Regions from separate parts of the Homo sapiens genome. Here region 1 is linked to region 2. Evidence: chromatin contacts called from ENCODE POLR2A ChIA-PET data. All regions are on one chromosome and are shown on one strand. Each heading gives the region's core, a stretch centred on a gene start or an enhancer-like site at or near the end of the contact. The rest is flanking DNA. Distances are from core to core; before and after follow the strand shown.

Region 1 (3,956 bases), core at 595-3,094, 2.9 Mb before region 2:
TTAAAAAAAAAAAAAAGCACATTAGGGTTTTTCTTAATGCACAGTACAATGAAGAAAACAGAAAACAGACCAGAACCCTATTGTCCAGATAACACCTACTGACCTTTGAAAAGAATAGAAGAAATAAAAGCACATGGTTAAAAAATTCCAAACAGTGCAAAAATAATACAAGATTACCTGTGGAGGTCACCAAGCACTTCCGGTTCCTTTCCATGAAAAATAAGTGCTTATTACTTTCTGGGATTCCTTCTCAAAAACTTCTTAATGATTGAACCAGCATTCACCAGCAAACATGCTCTTTTTAAATTAAGCCCTGAAGAATCAGAGTACATATAATGCTCTACACCTTTTTCCACTTAATTTATCTCAGAACAAAGATCTAACCTTTCAAAGAACAGCTGTTGTAGTGAGAATTCCACTCTTTGGAAATGTATAAATCAGACACAAATTCAAAATGCAGTATTTTTTGTGTCAGCCTTGTAATCCTTTAACAGTGAGTCCTATGGGAATTTAAAAATTATGATAGTATCAGCTAATATTTCATTGAGGCATTGTGCCATGTCTGGCCCTGGACTAACCCCTTTTCTTTACCTCTCACAACGACCTTAGAAGGAAGCTGAGTGTCCACAGTCGTGTAGCTGAGAGGCCTTAGGAAGGTAAATTCTCTTCACCAATGTGCAGAGCCAAGAGGTAGCACAGCCAAGATTTTAAGCCAGATCTGTCTGATTCTACTACCACCTACTACAAAGAGCTTTCTTGTCATAGGATAAAGGTGCTGGCTTCTCCACCAGAGGAAAGGAAGCCACTTAAAAACTTACAGAGAGGGTGATCACCAAAGGCCACCAGCTGGCCTCGGGAGAGTGCAGAATGCACTCCCAGAGCTAGGATGAAGAAGCGATGGGGGCCTGACCCCGCCCAGGCGGCCCTGGGCATCAGCATAGGCACCTCACTGGGTTCACAATGGCTCAGAACATGCTCACCTGCTTGAGCTCAGCCTCTTGAACGTCTGCTGCTAATAGCCGCTCTTCAAGCAAAGCACATGTCATGAGACCTATTCAAATACAACTGAGTGGGACCCTGAAACTGGGGCTGGCAATGGTGGGAGCACTAAGTCAGGCCCTCTTGCTGGGAGGTGATGTGAAGAGGGCCACTTCTCATCCCTGCTCTGCTGTCCCCTTAACCGGGGTCTTGAGCAGTGGAGGAGGAGCTCAGGCCCCTCCAGTCAAAGACAGTCCAGGCTGAGTCTAGACAACCCGACCATTCTCATCCCCACCCAGCCCGGCCAGCCTTTCACAGACAGGCACCGGGATCTGTGATGGCCAGCGGCAACAACAGGCGTGATTTCTCCTAGGACACATCACTTTTCACCAAGAAGCCCATCTTGAATAGCTGGGGGTGTGTTTACAGATCCAGGAAAGCTCAGAGCAAAAATACTTAGTTAAAAAGCAAGTTAAAAAATGCATCTTCAGGGCAACCCGCTTGGGTCCCTTTCCATGCTGTGGAAGCTTTGTTCTTTCACTCTTCACAATAAATCTTGCTGCTGCTCGCTTAAAAAAAAAAAAAAAAAAAAAACAATGCATCTTCAGTGAGTACAGTGGCTACCTCGTGTTCCTTTTTTATTTGATGGGAAATAAAGGGGAAGAGAGATTTACTTTGAGTCGGCAGGCCAGATCTGCAACAGGGACTGGAGAACTTTCCAGGCCCAGCAGCCCCGGCCTGGCCCGCATTCCTTCGGGGTGACAGCGCACCAGGGCCGGCCGGCGGTTTCCCCAGTCCTTCTGCCGCCGCCACACAGTGACTAAGCCCACAGGAATCCCAGCGGGTGCTGGACCCACCCGGAGGACAAGCAGGCCGAGAGGAAAGCCTGTGACTGCCCCGACCAGCAGAAGAAGACCTGCTCTCTGCCCTCCAGCCCCTGGGTATAATGCAGGAGAAGCTGGGGAGGCTGTCCAAGGCAGGAGCAGCCCCACCTGAGCTCAGGTGACAGCCCATCTCACTTGCAAGGCCTTGCAGAGACACCCAAGCCCCATACTCAGGACTGACTTTGCTGAGGAATCAGAGAGCAGAGTTTCAGGGTGCACCTTTATCTCCCTGAGAAAGACTCCCAGTAAAAGTCGGTTGTTTGCCCAAAGGAGGCAGAATTAAACTACGGGCAGGCAACCACAAGTTTGCTTTGACAAATAAAACAAGAAAAAAAAAATGTAAACCTACACTGGCCCAATCACTTTCCAAGAGCCTAATTCATGGTAAAACCAGCAGTCCAAGATCTGATTTTGATAAATCACTTCCTGACTCTTCATATATTTTACTCTCTGTACGACTGTTATTTTTATTTTGCAAAAGAATTAAAAGTTTACTGGAAACCACATACCTTTCTTCCTTTACGACAACCTGTCATTCATCACAGCTAAAACATCCACCCATTAAATGATATTTTTACAAGATTAAAGAATGGTTTTAAAAAGAAAGAAATCTCCTTAGTTAAAAATGAACCAAACAAAGGTACCTAATCACTGATCAGCATCAAAGTTTTGTTCCACACATGAAAATAATTCATCAGGCCAGGTGTGGCGGCTCACACCTAGAATCCCAGCACTTTGGGAGGCCAAGGTGGGTGGATCACCTGAGGTCAGGAGTTCGAGACCTGCCTGGCCAACATGGTGAAACCCCATCTCTACTAAAAATACAAAAAATTAGCCGGGCATGGTGACAGATGCCTGTAATCCCAGCTACTCAGGAGGCTGAGGCAGGAGAATTGCCTGAACCCGGGAGGCGGAAGTTGCAGTGAGCCAAGATCACACCATTGCACTCCAGCCGGGGTGACAAGAGCAAGACTCTATCTCAAAAAAAAAAAAAAAAAAAAAAAATCATCAATGTAAAAATGAATTCTGCCTAAGGAGGGGAATTTAAAAAGTCAGAGAAAAGCAAGGAATTAAAATTCAGAAACAAGCTGTTTTATAATTAAGCATCTGCAATTTAACTATACTATGTCACTCTGATTTTCATCTTTCCTTTCTCATAAGAGTCATAGATGTTCTCCGCTCATATAAAGGTGGTAGGAAGGGAGGGAGGGCGCCATGCTAATAGAACCCACATCATGTTTACTAAGAACTAGGCAGATGTGGACAAAAACTCCAAAGATTTAAAAGTTTCTTGACTAGAGCAAGACATCTTCAAGAACTCATCCAACATGGTGCCTAGCCTTCTTCAGAGCAAGACAAGCCACTAAGTCATCCCTGGGTGTGTGTTCAGCAGCAGCCCACTAGGAAGTATTAGGTGAGCTACGATGGGAGAGTAATGGGCAGGAAAATCATAGGAAAGCAGGTCTGGATTTGGGCTGGCTGCTTAGCTGCATGGCACCTTGCACAAGTTATAATCAGGTCTCTTGCCTCCATTTCCTCTTCCACAAAAAATGGAACAGTAATATCCATATCCACCCTACAGACTGTGCAAAGATTAAAGAATACTGGCGAGGTGCCTGGCACCTAGTCATTGTTCAGTGAATGCCAGTCATGATCACGAACACAGTCCTTGCTAAGAGGGTGATATGATTTGGCTGTGTCCCCGCCCAAATCTCAACTTGAATTGTGTCTCCCAGAATTTTCATGTGTTATGGGAAGGACCCAGGTGAGGTAATTGAATCATGAGGGCTGGTCTTTCCCGTGCTATTCTCATGATAGTGAATAAGTCTGACGAGATCTGATGGGTTTATCAGGGTTTCCACTTTTGCTTCTTCCACATTTTCTCTTGCTGCCACCATGTAAGAAGTACCTTTTGCCTCCTGCCATGATTCTGAGGCCTCCCCAGCCATGTGGAATTGTAAGTCCAATTAAAACCTCTTTTTCTTCACAGTCTTGGGTACGTCTTTATCAGCAGCATGAAAACAGACTAATACAGAGGGTAATCACCACAGGAATCCAGACGGGGAGTGGGGTCAGTTCACTGGTACAAGGATC
Region 2 (3,769 bases), core at 686-3,185:
ACCCAGGAACTGCTTTGTGTGGTAGAATGGAGTCATTTCACAAAAACTTGTCAACTTTTCACATCGCCAACAGAATAAAAAGTCAGTTGTAACTGTGTAACAAACTTCCTAACAAGAGAGACAATTTGATCATTCAGTCGTCAGGAGATTATAACTTGATGTGGTGTTTTGCCTCAGTCATTGATGTCCTAAACTCAACACGAGGACAGAACTCACCATCCACGGGAGGTTGAGCGGTGAACATTGATTTCACTCTTTTATTGACCTTTTTTTGTTTGAGTCACTTTTATGCTCTTTATGATCCTTTAAAAGTCTTAGGTTTTATTTTCTCCTGTCACCAAAGACAGGAGAAAATAAACAGATTTATAAATAAAGATAAGTACATTTTAAATGTGTAAAATGCCCTATTTCCAATGTCTCTGGCCAAATTAATAATTAATGAAATCATAAAGTAGTTACTGGAAAATGGGGGTGAAACAACAAAAAATGCACTAAGCTGCTAAATTCTTTTTATTTTTTTAAAAATTATTTTGTGAGTACATAGTTGGTGTGTATATGTATGGGGTACATGAGATATTTTAATGTAGGAATGCAGTAAATAATAACCACATCATGAAAAATGGGGTATCATCCCCTCAAGCACTTACCCTTTGTGTTACAAGCAATCCAATTATACTCTTTAACTTATAACATATACAATTATTATTGACTGTAGTTACCCTGTTGTGCTATCAAATACTAGGTTTTATTCATCTTTTCTATTGTTTTCTTACCCATTAACAATCCTCACTTGCCCCCAAATCCCCAAACCCCCACTACTTTTTTTTATTTCCCAGAAGAACATTTGTGTGTCTACTGGCATCTAAAACACACATTTTGCATTGGTTACAATTACTCAGGTTATGTGTTTCCATTTCCCATAAATTTTGCATGGAAGTTTCTGGAAGGACTCAGCTGGGTTTTATAAAATCCCTTGGTGCCACTGCCAGCTTTTATTTCAGAAGCATACATACTTGATGCCTTAACCACTAGCATGACTTTTTGTTTTAACCTAAGGCCTCCCATAGAGGAATAAAACCTGTGAGTGGGGGAAGAAGCTTAGAAAATAGAGGATATTATTTTTAGCTAGAAAAAAAGTAAAAATAATCGAGTGATATCACGTAACACCCGCTCTTCTGGGTTCCATGCATAACAAAGTTCATGCAGTCTAACTTTCCATGTAACTGCATGAAAACAATCTGTTTGCTATTTATATGCAATTGCCTTGGGGAAACCAGCCCCATGGAGGAGAATAGATTATTCCAAGGTGAATTGGATGTAAGCATATGGAGTCTCTTCAAAGGCAAGGTCTTGGATGTGTGTGTGTGTGTGTTCATGTGTGTGCACACGTGCACACTTGAGGTCAGGGTAGTTGGTGGTGGGGTGGGTGATGGGAGCTGTTCAAAACCACTTTCTGATTACAAATAATAAAAAAAAATTCAATCGGAAGTGCGTTCTGCCAAACTTCACAATAAACCTCCTAGCAGGACATTGAGATTTTCTTAATCAGGGTCAGACCCACAAGCATAAGGCCAACGAGTTCAGTGGGAAAAACGACTCTTCTTCCCAGTTTTTTTTTCTTTCTTTTTTTCTTTCATTTGGAAAGGACCTCCTCATATACATGCAGAGCAATTTTCCAGTACATTAACCCAGGAGGGATCCTCTCTCCGTCAGCTTAAGAGATAGGAAAGTTGAGAAACAGGGTGAAGGGAAGATGGATGGGCCTGGGATATGAGAGAGGACAGTTTTTCCACTGTCCTGCCCTGTACACCTAGGACAAAGACTTCATTGACTGCAGTGCTTGACATCAGCCTCATAAACTAGTCAGCACAAAAGGTCTGACACTTGAAAGTACCAGTCCCTGCCTTCTTTCTATTGCAGCTGTGCACGGGGGTTGGGCCCAACAGTGGTGTCCCTTTGTCAGCCCATAGGACAAGAGGTGAAGATAAATAGTGTTGACTTTAATGTAGTCACACAATTTTGCTATTTCCCAAAAGACAACATTTCCTCCCAGGCCTCACATCACGGCCCCAGGAGAAAGAACTATCTTCCCTTTAGTTGGGGAGTAAGGGTGGACTGGGCTGGGATCCTGATGAGGGTGTGGAGTGGACATGTGGCTTGAGGGAAAAGGGTAGATGAAGGACAAGTGCAGAGTCATGGGATCTGCTCCTTATCCTCTCTGGGGAGATGGTTTGGTTTTCATGCATTCCAGCTTGGTCACAGTGGTTTCTTTCGTTTTCTCGAGTTCTTTGGAAATGGCCCCAGAGGGAGAAAATGCACACAGGAAGGAAGACTGAAAACATGAAGAATTGTATGATTTAAAAGAGTTTTAAAAACCACTGTGGTATCTTTCTGTTTATCACAAAGCCAGAAAGTAAAATGCTTCCCTGAGAGCTTTTTGGTAATATGACTTTAAAACAAGCACTGGAGTAGATGCCAGAATTCAAGAATCCTTTGTGCTGAAGGGAGGAATTGATCAGGTGTGTGGTCCGCTGCATGAGATTGTTGTTATAATTATTCATTATTTGGCTGGGCATCAGCATAGGTAACAAGTTTTTGTATTATTTCCTCCAGTGTCAGGGAAGGAAAAATTTGAAATACTGAACACAGAACTCACCATTGGGGCTTGATGGGTTATGACCAAGTTAGATCGGCTGCACAGAGGCTCACCCTGCCTGAACGCCACCTTAACTCCCTTAACTACTCTGACTGCAGAACGCCACTCTGATTCTGCCTTTTCTCTCTCTAGAGAGACTATCTGGAAGATAACATGTGAGCCATCCCCAGTCATAAGCATCTGTCTGCAGTCGGAGCTCTTCATGGTCAAAGTGGACGCCAAGAGCTTAGAGCATTCAGGCTCTAAAGAGCAATCTAAAAGTATCTTAGGTGCAGAACAAGGGAAATGTGGAGGCTCAAATACTTATAGACCCCTCATGGTCAGGCTGAAGCAAAGTCAGAACTGAGACATAAACGCCAGAGGGGAGTTCTATTTAACCACCAACAGCCGAACTCAGATCAATCACACGTTAGCTGGGTTTAACAACTGGCGGAATTTTCTTTTTCATTCCCCTGTCAAGCTGACAAGGTTGGAGCTTCCTTCTACTGATGGGCACCTCATTGTGTCATTTGAGCATATCCTTTAGAAGTTACTGATCCTGGTCGGGCACGGTGGCTCATGCCTGTAAGCCTAGCACTTTGGGAGGCCAAGGTGGGTGGATCACCTGAGTTCAGGAGTTCAAGACCAGCCTGGCCAACATAGGGAAACCCTGTCTCTACTAAAAACACAAAAATTAGCCGGGCTTGTTGGCGTGCGCCTGTAATCCCAGCTTCTCAGGAGGCTGAGGCAGGAGAACTGCTTGAACCCTGGAGGCACAAGTTGTAGTGAGCTGAGATTGTGCCACTGCACTCCAGCCTGGGCAACAGAGTGAGACTCTGTCTCAAAAAAATACACCATGGAATACCATGCAGCCATAAAAAATGATGAGTTCATGTCCTTTGTAGGGACATGGATGAAATTGGAAATCATCATTCTCAGTAAACTATCGCAAAAACAAAAAACCAAACACCACATATTCTCACTCATAGGTGGGAATTGAACAATGAGATCACATGGACACAGGAAGGGGAATATCACACTGTGGGGACTGTGGTGGGGTAGGGGGAGGAGGGAGGGATAGCACTGGGAGATATACCTAATGCTAGATGACGAGTTAGTGGGTGCAGCGCACCA

Evidence for each region. ChIA-PET counts read pairs that join two places held with the same protein, here RNA polymerase II (POLR2A).
Region 1: POLR2A ChIA-PET joins it to region 2 with 10 read pairs in BJ. The contact joins two enhancer-like sites. POLR2A ChIA-PET finds 5 or more read pairs at or near these places in 2 of 52 experiments (A673 and BJ).

The regions. Positions count from the first base shown.
Region 1 is chr15:98,725,624-98,729,579 of GRCh38, reverse strand. All of the region lies in intron 2 of IGF1R (insulin like growth factor 1 receptor), which reads right to left. Among named protein-coding and RNA genes, the nearest start is that of MIR4714, 57 kb to the left of the region's middle. Within about 2 kb of position 1,844, at least 30 of the 41 ENCODE cell types and tissues checked have a DNase peak (open chromatin) inside an H3K27ac peak, as active enhancers do.
Region 2 is chr15:95,841,823-95,845,591 of GRCh38, reverse strand. No RefSeq gene overlaps it. Among named protein-coding and RNA genes, the nearest start is that of LINC00924, 410 kb to the right of the region's middle. Within about 2 kb of position 1,935, at least 5 of the 41 ENCODE cell types and tissues checked have a DNase peak (open chromatin) inside an H3K27ac peak, as active enhancers do.